Linked DNA regions of Homo sapiens: region 2 is linked to region 1. Evidence: chromatin contacts called from ENCODE Hi-C data. All regions are on one chromosome and are shown on one strand. The core of a region is the stretch at or near the end of the contact, and the rest is flanking DNA. Distances in the headings are between cores, read along the strand shown. Region 1 overlaps INPP4A (inositol polyphosphate-4-phosphatase type I A). Region 2 overlaps TMEM131 (transmembrane protein 131).

Evidence for each region. Hi-C counts contacts between places; a loop is a spot of excess contacts on that map. Pooled maps may share reads with other maps.
Region 2: a loop to region 1 is called in a map with no recorded cell type, with 4 times the contacts of the local background. The contact joins two enhancer-like sites. A Hi-C loop is called at or near these places in 2 of 37 single-sample maps with no recorded cell type and 3 of 50 pooled maps.

Annotation. Positions count from the first base shown.
Region 1 is chr2:98,462,142-98,467,253 of GRCh38, forward strand. The region is part of intron 1 of INPP4A (inositol polyphosphate-4-phosphatase type I A); the gene reads left to right. Among named protein-coding and RNA genes, the nearest start is that of INPP4A, 20 kb to the left of the region's middle. RefSeq lists enhancers at 1,153-1,668, 1,855-1,904, 3,155-3,294, 3,305-3,614, 3,713-4,277. Within about 2 kb of position 2,895, at least 25 of the 41 ENCODE cell types and tissues checked have a DNase peak (open chromatin) inside an H3K27ac peak, as active enhancers do.
Region 2 is chr2:97,909,604-97,914,715 of GRCh38, forward strand. All of the region lies in intron 2 of TMEM131 (transmembrane protein 131), which reads right to left. It also overlaps the pseudogene RNU7-96P. Among named protein-coding and RNA genes, the nearest start is that of TMEM131, 84 kb to the right of the region's middle. Within about 2 kb of position 1,933, at least 2 of the 41 ENCODE cell types and tissues checked have a DNase peak (open chromatin) inside an H3K27ac peak, as active enhancers do.

The DNA of each region.
Region 1 (5,112 bases), core at 1,645-4,144:
TGTCTCTAAAATATTACCTTCTAGTGGCCAGGCGTGGTGGCTCACGCCTATGATCCCAGCACTTTGGAAGGCCAAGGTGGGCGGATCATGAGGTCAGGACATCGAGACCATCCTGGCTAACACAGTGAAACCCCATCTCTACTAAAAATACAAAAAATTAGCTGGGCGTGGTGGCAGGCGCCTGTAGTCCTAGCTACTCAGGAGTCTGAGATAGGAGAATCGCTTGAACCCGGGAGGCAGAGGTTGCAGTGAGCCGAGATCGTGCCACTGCACTTTAGCCTGGGCAACAGATGGAGACTCTGTCTCAAAAATAAATAAATAAATAGATAAAAATAAAATAAAATATTACCTTCTAGTTACACACAGACCTTTTATTTTTTTAATTATTATTGTTTTTTTTTTGAGACAGGGTGTCACTCTGTCAACCAGACTGGAGTGTAGTGGCAGGATCATGGCTCACTGCAGCCTCTGCCTTCCAGGCTCAAGTGATCTTCCCACTTTAGCCTCCTGAGTAGCTGGGACTACAGGTGTATGCCACCATGCCTGGCTAATTTTTAATTTTTTTTTGTGGGTTTGGCTATGTTGCCTAGGCTGGTATTGAACTCCTGGGCTCAAGCAATCCACCTGCCTCAGCTTTTCAAAGTGCTGGGATTACTGGTGTGATCCACCATGTCCAGCCAACACACAGACATTTTATTTTTTATTTATTTTTAATTTTTAATTTTTTAAAATTTTTATTCAAGACAGAATCGTGCTCTGTTGCAATCTTGGCTCACTGCAACCTCCACCTCCCGGGTTCAAGCCATTCTCCTGCCTCAGCCTCCCAAGTGGCTGGGATTACAGGTGTGTGCCATCACATCCGGCTAATTTTTGTATTTTTAGTAGAAACGGGGTTTCACCATGTCGGCCAGGCTGGTCTTGAACTCCTGACCTCAGATGATCTGCCCGCCTCGGCCTCCGAAAGTGCTGGGATTACAGACGTGAGCCACCGCGCCCAGCCCACAGACATTTTAAACTAACCTGTAGCATCCTGAGTGAGGCTTGTCAAAGCTGCTTTTGACCCCAGTTTCAGGTACATTGGCTCTGTTGGGCTTTCCTCTGCCTGGCCTATCAAGCGGCCAACTCAAGCTGCAGGTGCAAGGGCAGATGGTTCTGCAGGGACCTTAATGACAGCCAGGCCCAGGAACACACAGTGCTTGTGTGGAAGTCTACATTTCAGCTGTGATGGTGTCTCGCTGAGGCTGGTTCTGGCCATGCCCTCCCAGCATTTCAGCTGTTCCAACCAAGGTGCTCTACATCTCAGAGGGAAGGCAACGGCCTGGGCAGCACGTTGCACGTACATTTTGGAGTCATGTTGGTTGGTGGTCTTCAGTTTCTGAATCTGTGATATGGCATGGTCATTCATCACAGGCGAGGTGATGCAAAGTTACCAACTGGGAGCACACCTGCCCCTTCTCATTCACTCACGCAGCAGGTAGTTTTCAGGCACAAAGGAATTGACTTGTGGAGCTGGCCCTGGGGTCTGTCTGTAGGAGAGCAGGAAGTAGTAGCCACCTGCGGAGGGCTCACAGGCATGTGCCTGCGAGACTGCTTACAAGCCCCTGTGCGGGATTTAGGGCAGACCAGAGCCATGAGCGTCCATGGTCAAGTGAAGGTCTGGTAGGTGTGAGCTGTTAGCCCTAGGGTCTGCTGCATGCGGTGCCAGGGGCTGAGGAATGCTGAGGCAGCTTTTCCTCCAGTCTCTGCTCGCTCCGTGCACAGCCCTTGTCTCCTGCCTGATAGTGGTCAGTAGTCAGTTGGCTTAGGGTACACGGTCTCCACCCAGTGAACCTGGCGCTGGCAGAAGCTTGTAGAAGAATGGGTGCAAAAAAGATATCTCAGAGGGCCTGCAGATGGCTGTTTTTAGGAAGTGAATAGGCTTCTTCTTTTTCTTCATTTTTTCTTTAAGATACTCTTGAGGTTTTGAGGCTCCACCCTGAGCTCTTTGTGGCTGAGGGCTGCTGTGGCTTGATGAAGGGGACAGTCTTCAAATCTTGCACAGGCTGGGGAAGGTTGGGACAGCACAGCCCTGAGTCTCGAACAAAATGGGGCAGAGGGGAGGGCAGGAGAGCCGTCAGATTCATGGGGCCACATCCTCGCAGCAACCCAGGGGAAGCTGAGGCCCCAGGGTCTGCATGATGGAGGCCGAGCACGACGGAGGAAGTGGAATTATTGCACATGGTGGGTTTCGACACTTGGGACTCGCTCCTCAAAGAGGAAAATCGAGAGTGGGGGTGCACAGAGCAAGGGCTGAAGAAACAAAAAGCAGGGGGTTTAGGGGAGAGATAAACCTCTTTGCATGAGTCAAGCTGAAAAGCAGTTTGGAAGGTCAAGTGCTAGCCAGTGTCTTTTTTTGCCTGCCCAGCCTCTTCTTCTGCCATGTCTGCCCTGACAGGGGCAGAGTTCTCAGTTCCCATGTCAGAACTCGGCACCAGCTTCTCTGTTGACAGTTGCAAGGCCTGTGGCTGAGAGAAGTACTTGTGCTGTGTTTCTGCAAGGTAAGATGGCCCTGATCACAGCTCATGATGCCTGAGATCAGGAGGGTCTGCTCCATGAGATATCAGCAGAGGCCATCCTGTGAAATATTTTAACTAATTGAACTGAATGTTGAAGACAAGGCCTGTGGCAGTGTTGTATTTATATGTGACAAGCCGAGAGTCCTTGGACAACCTTGGAAACTCCTTTTTAGGACAGAATCAACTGAGACGATACACACGAAGGAGCTTTTGTGAGCAGAGTACAGAGCTCGTTATTGCAGTACAAGGTTGTAGGTTTTCACACAGCTTTTGAGGATGGGTTGGTGGCCCAGGGAGGATGTCAGGAACTGTCCTTCACTAATGGGGATTCTCGAGTTCCTACCACGTGCCAGATAGCGTGCTGATTGCTTTGTATCCACTTCCCTTTTAATCCCTTGTATTAGCTTCCTGTGGTTGCTGTAACAAACTCGGTGGCTTAAAGCGAAAGGAACTTATTCTCTCACTGTTCTGGCCTCCAGAATCACTGGGCTGAATCAAGCTGTGGGCAAGGCCATGTTCCCTCCAGTAGCTTAGGGCGGAATCCATTCTGTGGCTGCTGGCTTGCCTCGGCTGCCGGCCCCTTCCTCATCTTCACACCAGCAGGGTAACATCTTCTCTCCGTGACTCCGCTTCTCTCTGCTTCTGTCACACGGCCCTCTCTTCTCTCCGAAATCTCCTGCCTTCATATAAGGACATTTGTGATGGCATTTGGGGCCTACCAGTGTAATCTAGGATAATCTCATCTCAAGATTCGAAACTTAATTGAGTCTGCAAATCCTTTGCTGTATAAGGTAACATTAATAGGTTCCAAGGATTTGAACGTGAACCTCTTTTGCAGGGGGCATTATTTGACCTGCCATACCTCACAGCAGCCTGATGAGGACCATACTGTCCCACATACAGTGGGCTTAATGAGGAAGCTGAGGCTTGGGGAGGCCTAGGGGTGGCCATGGTCCTTTCCTCTCCCAGACTCTGGGGTAGCTGACTCTGGGGTCATTTTGTCATGTTGCTGGGCACTCACTTGGTGAACAGATAATCCCCTGTCATTTTACTATGTTGTTACATGGGTTTGAAAAAAGAGTTTTTCAACTCTCTGGCTGAGCCCCTGTTCCTGTGAGGGCCTGTGGTTTTTCCTCCCGGCTCCACCCTGGTTTCGGCGCAGTACTTGAGCAGACGGTGGCTTGGGTCTCACTCTAGCGCCCTCCCCCTTCCTCTCTGGCTGTGTGCCCAGGCTGGCCCTGCCCACCTTGCTCAGTCTCTGCTCCATCTGCCACAAGTCTCACTCCAGCCCTCCCCCCAGTAGCTTAGGAAGGGACCTTCTTGTTACGTTTTTTGTTTTGTTTTGTTTTTTGTTTTTTTGTTTTTTTGAGATGGAGTCTCACTCTGTTGCCCAGGCTGGAATGCAGTGGCGTGATCTCTGCTCACTGCAACCTCTGTCTCCTGGATTCAAGCGATTCTCCTGCCTCAGCCTCTTGAGTAGCTGGGACTACAGGCGTACGCCACCATGCACAGCTAATTTTTGTATTTTTAATAGAGATGGGGTTTCACCATGTTGGCCAGGTTGGTCTTGAACTCTTGACCTCAAGCAATCTGCCCGCCTTGGCCTTCCAAAGTGCTGGGATTACAGGCGTGAGCCACCGTGCCCGGCCTTGTTATGTTTTTTAAGCTAACCCTGTAGAGCACTCACTGTGCACCAGCACCTGTTGGCTCAAGGGGGTGACAGACATTCCCTATCACAGATTACAATGAGTCACCGGCATTTTTGGAATTTCACTAAGCGTCGTTGCTGTGCTGTGCCTCAGCATGCAGCACTTCATTTAATCCTCTGGACACCTTGAATGATAAGTGTCTGTCATCCCATTTTACCCGTGAGAGAATTGCGGCTCAGAGAAGTTGTCACCCAGCTGGTTGGTGGCAGAGGTTTCAGAGGTCTTTCTGTGCATAAAACCCTCACTTATGGTTATGCCAGGTAGGCCTTGGAGGGGATAGACCCATCGCCAAACTCACAGGAGAGAGAGGAGGGCACTCACAGGTGATGATGTCTATCTGTCTTCTTTCTGGTGGGGACCCAGAGTTTTATTTCCATCTCGTTTTCTTTATGAATGCTTGTCTCACACTTATGTATTTTTTGGGCAGTCCCTGAATAACTACACCAGGCTTCTGAATGCCGAGTTTCTTAGAGTAGCCGGGAAAGGGCCTTTTTCTTTTCCTCTTGGATGTTCTCTTAGTCTGTTTTGTGCTGCTATAAAAGAATACCTGAGGCTGGGTAGTTTTTAAAGAAAAGAGGTTTACTTGGCTCACAATTCTGATGGCTGGAAGGTTCAAGACTGGACATCTGCATCTGGTGAGGCCTCAGGCTGCTTCTACTCGTGGTGGAAGGTGAAGGGGAGCTGTCGTGTGCTGAGCTCACATGGCGAGAGAGGAAGGAAGGGAGCGGGTGGTGGTGGTGGTGTCCCAGGCTCTTTTCACAGCCAGCTCTTGTGGGAACCAACGGAGTGAGAACTCACGCACCCTCAAAGCGGGGGGTGGTTGGGGGAGGGCATTAATGTATACATGA
Region 2 (5,112 bases), core at 683-3,182, 550 kb before region 1:
CTACATCAAAATGAGAAAAAACAGCATTATTTTTTCCCAATAATATATATTATTTTGAAATAGTATTTTGGAGACTGTTTATGCAGAAAATGTGGCAGATGTAGAAAACTGTCCTAATTTTTTCAAGATGCGTACTAGGTAAAGTGTAAGGGTGTCCTTAATTTTCTTTGAGATGTCTTGGCAAAATAATTTGTGTGTGTGGGGAGGTGTATGGATAAAGCAAACACAGCAAAATGGTAATAACCGTTGAGTCTGGGTGGTAAATGAGTTGGTATTGGTTGAGCTCTTCTATTTTCTGTAAAGAAAAATTTCTTTAACTTTTTATTATGAAAATTACATCTATTCCCCATGCAGTGGGAGAAAATATTTATAAATCAAATATCTGATGAGATTAATATCTAGAATATATCAAGAACTCCTGCAACTCAATAACAGAAGAACAACCAAACTAAAAGGTGGGCAAAGGACTCAAACATTTCTCCAAAGAAAATACACAAATGGCCAGTAGGCACTTTAAAAGATGCTCAACATCACTAACCATTAGGGAAATGCAAATCAAAACCACAATGATACCACTTCATACCTGTTTGGATGACTACTATTTAAAATTTTAAAAAGAAAATAAGGATCTTTGGCAAGGATGTGGTGAAACTGGAACCTTTGTGCACTGTTAGTGTGAATATTAAAATGGTGTAGCCACTATGGAAAACAGTATTGTGGTTCCCAAAAAAATTAAACATAGAATTACCATACGACCCGCAATCCCACTTCTGTGTATATACCCTAAAGAACTGAAAACAGGGGCTCAAAAAGATACTGCATGAACCCACATTCACAGCAGTATTATTCACAACCATTAAGGGGTAGAAGCAACCCAAATGCCCATTGACAGGTGAACAGATAAACAAAATGTGATTTATACATACAAGGGAATACGATCCAGTCTTAAAGAGGAAGAAAATTCTGACACATGCCACAACAATGTAAAAGCGTTCCTATTTCTCCACATCCTCCCCAGCATCTGTCGTTTCCTGACTTTTTAATGATTGCCATTCTAACCGGTGTGAGATGGTATCTCATTGTGGTTTTGATTTGCATTTCTCTAATGACCAGTGATGATGAGTTTTTTTTTCTTATGTTTGTTGGCTGCATAAATGTCATTATTTCTGAGGCCTTTGTTCTGTTCCATTGGTCTACATACCTGTTTTGGTACCAGTACCATGTTGTTTTGGTTACTATAGCCTTGTAGTATAGTTTGAAGCCAATTTCTTACAAAGTTAAACATACACCTACCATATGACCAAATCACTCCACTCCTAGATATATGCCCAAGAGAAACAAAAGCATTTGTCCGTACAATGAATGGCTTGTACATAAATGTTCGTAGCAGCTTTGTTACAGCTCAGTATTGGAACAGCCCAAATTTCCACCAGCCCAAACTTCCACGTATCCAGGTGAACAGACACATGAGTTGTGTTATATCCGTACAATGGAATACGACTCAGCAATAAAAAGAATAAGCTATTGATATACAAAACAACACAGATTAATCTCAAAATAATTATGCTGAGTGGAACAACCCAGACCCTCAAAAAAGTACATTCTGTATGACTCCATTTATATAAAGTGTTTTAAAATGTAAACTTCCTGACAGTGACAGAAAGCAGACTGGTGGTTGCCTAAAGATAAGGAGCGTAAAGGGATTACCAAGGGGCACAAGTAGACTTTTAAGGGTGACACGTATGTCCATTATCTTGATTGTAGTAATAATTTCACAGGTACATAATTATGCCAACTTTTTAAATTACATAATTTAAACACATGCAGTTTATTGTATGTCATTTATACATCAATAATGGTTATGACAGAATTCTAGAGCATGAGAAGCTATGGTCTCACATGAAGTCTACAGAAAAGGAACTCAGGACGTGTATCACTCATGTGCACTTTCTTGAGGAGAAAAAAATTATCATGAAGACAGAATCTGACCACTGAAATTACTCATACGAAGACTCACAAATGAGGAAGCTGTCTTGTGAAAGATAAGCAGATACTCAATGCAAAGGATCTGTGGAAATAAAGTTAGAAAATCAGAAAATAAATATTGTTTTTGAAGTATATGCCACAAAACAGAAAAATAATCATTTAACTGTAATAAACAAGAATAAAAATCTCAGAACATGCCAACACATCCTTAAGTGTTATGAGAATAAGGAAGATCACAATAGACACTATTTTGTTTCTGAAGCAATTTGAGAAATAAAGGCATAAACATATCTTAAAAGTATATCTGAAAATTGAGCCCCATTATCAAGAGATTAAAAACAAAACAAAAGCCAATATGAATGCATAAAAAGCAGATGGAAAAGATTAAACACATCTACAGTGAGACTAAATAAGATAAACTCAACTGTTTATATAAAGACAAAAGGATTGCATCAAACAACTGGAACCTAACTATAACAATTTAATACAAAATGCAGAAATGTCAAAGGTCAGAGAATGGGCAAAAATAAACACTGAATAAGGATAAAAACAGGCAAATAAGGATTACAACATTAATAACTTTACAATGTAAAGATACATAAAAACTGTTATAATTCGACAGTGAAAAGGAAAAAAGGAAATGGGAAAACCAATGTTGTGACTGAAATGTAAGCAAAGGGCAAGAAGACAATTCACTAAAGAAAAATAAATGGCCAATAACCATATGAAAAAGATGATCAACCTCAGTAGACAGTAAAGCAATCTCTAGAGGACAGGGAAATTCCATAGTTTGCCATTTGACTGGCAGGGACCTTTGAACCTCATGAATTCACATCCAGAGATAAGGGTCTATTAAGAGTACTCAGAGCCCTAGAAAATGCCCATGCCATGCATTTTTTTAATCTTCTATCAAATATAAGACACTCCTACAATGTTTCAAAGGCAATTTCACTGAATCACAGAAACTTTAGTGATTCTTAACTCACTGCAAATTCTCTTCACCACATCTCTTTAGAACAGACAAGATATAACAGGGGTGTTCTTTCACCTCAGGTGTTAAGGAAAATATGTATATGCATGTGAGTTTGGAGACACCTTTCCTACCTCCCCATCCCCAAATTCTTTGGTCTTTCGGTACCTTCCCACCCATGCTTCTGTCATACTTAAGGACTTCAGCTTCAACCTCGCTCCTCACTAGGGTGCAGATTCCAAATAATCTGAGCACAGCTTCTCTCAGAATGCACTCCCAACTCCAAAAGGGGATATGCGGGAGGAAAATGGACTCTTCTTCCAATCAAATAGACCAGCCTCGGCAAAAATATATGTGATATGCTTTAAAATATTATTAAATTCTTTTATAAAACGAACACATCTGATAATTTTATCCCTGTAACTCAGTGGTTCTCAACCGAGGGCAATTTTGTTTCCCTGGGGGAATTTGGCAACGTCCAGAAGCATTTCTCTGTGTGCGGGTTTTTATTAACACCAAAAAACATGCTGGACAAATTCTAAAAGAGTTAAAAAACTAAGAGGCATTTTTGTTTGTCGCAAATCAGGGGGCCACTAACATTAAGTGTGTAGAGTCCGGCCTGCTGCTAAACACCCGGTAATGCACAGGACGCTCTTTCTTCTACCCTACAACCAATTATCTGGTCCAAAACGTACACAGGCCAAGACTGAACATCGTACTACAACCTCAATTTTATAGAGATATCAATAATTTAGATGTTCATTTGTAATAACATCTCCTTGCCTTTTAATTCAAAGTGCGTTACTGTCTTAACTGTGTTTGTATTTCCAGTGGTCCTTGCAGTTCTTAACACACTGGAGATAAATACAGAATTCATTTTACAGATAAAGAAACTAAGCCTCTAAATGTTCTAAATTAGCAAATGGTAAGAGTTAGAATTCAAATCCTTCGATCTGGTCTAGTACTGCATTCATACAATAACCTATCCTTGACAGAACTGCATATGCCTAAAACCAACTTTTAGCTTACATGAGCTGAAGTTGGCTATATTATTGCTAACAAATTTTAAGATGGCCATACTTTTATACTGCATTATTGTTAAACAGAAGATTTAATCTTGTTAGAAAAATAAAATGAAATTCACTTCAGAATGAGGTACGTGGCAGTTGTGCACACGGCATGGATGCTTAGAAATAAGACAAGGTCTGCACACCCTAGAATTTAAGCTTCTTGATGGTACAGGCAGCACATGCACACAAACCCGTGGTACCAGGAAGCCACACCAGGCGCCATTTGAGTATTACTTACATACTGGGCAGCTTTCCCCAGGGATATACCTGGGAGCCAGTTTCCTTGCAGGCGATGAGACTATGCTTCTCTGTCACCTTTAGAGACAAAATTACATACTTCCTCCAGGACTGGGTTGGGGGAAGGTAGAGGATGAGGTCTGCTTTTGATTATGAAGATCTCAACATGTAATCCTACTTCTTATCAACCCAATCTCCCCCACAAAGTTCTCTGCAAATCATCTCATAGTGAAAATGGATGACATCTGTGAGGGAGTTTTAAGAATTTTTAACTCACAAAAGGGGTCTTTCCTGACTTTCTAATTGTTTTGCTTCCTGTGCTTCTCTGTGTGTATGTATTTTTAACATGAATTTTCACTGAGATAACTGTAGATTCACATGCAGTTGCAAGAAATAGTAAAAAGAGCTATATTTTAACTCAGTTTCCCCACTGTATCATTCTGCAAACACTATGGCATAACATCACAAGCAGCACAGCGACACTGGTACGATCCACCTGCCTTGTTCAGAAGGTCTCAGTTTTGTATGTCCTCATTTGTGTTTGTTCATGTATTTAGTTCTACACAATTTTCTCTGCTGTGTAGGTTCATGAACACCAGTCAAGACACAGAACAGTGTCAGCACCCTGAGAATCCAGTGTGTCGCTTTTATAATCACACTCATCTTCCTCCTGCCCTTCCCCCCAAGCCCTGGCAACCATTCCTCTATTATTCATGACTAAAATTTTTTCATTTTAAAAAGGTCATATAAATGAAATCATGCACATGTAACCTTTTGGAGTTGGCTTTTTTCACTCAGCCTAATTCTCTGGAGACTTACCCAGGTTGTTGTGTGTGCCAACACTTTATT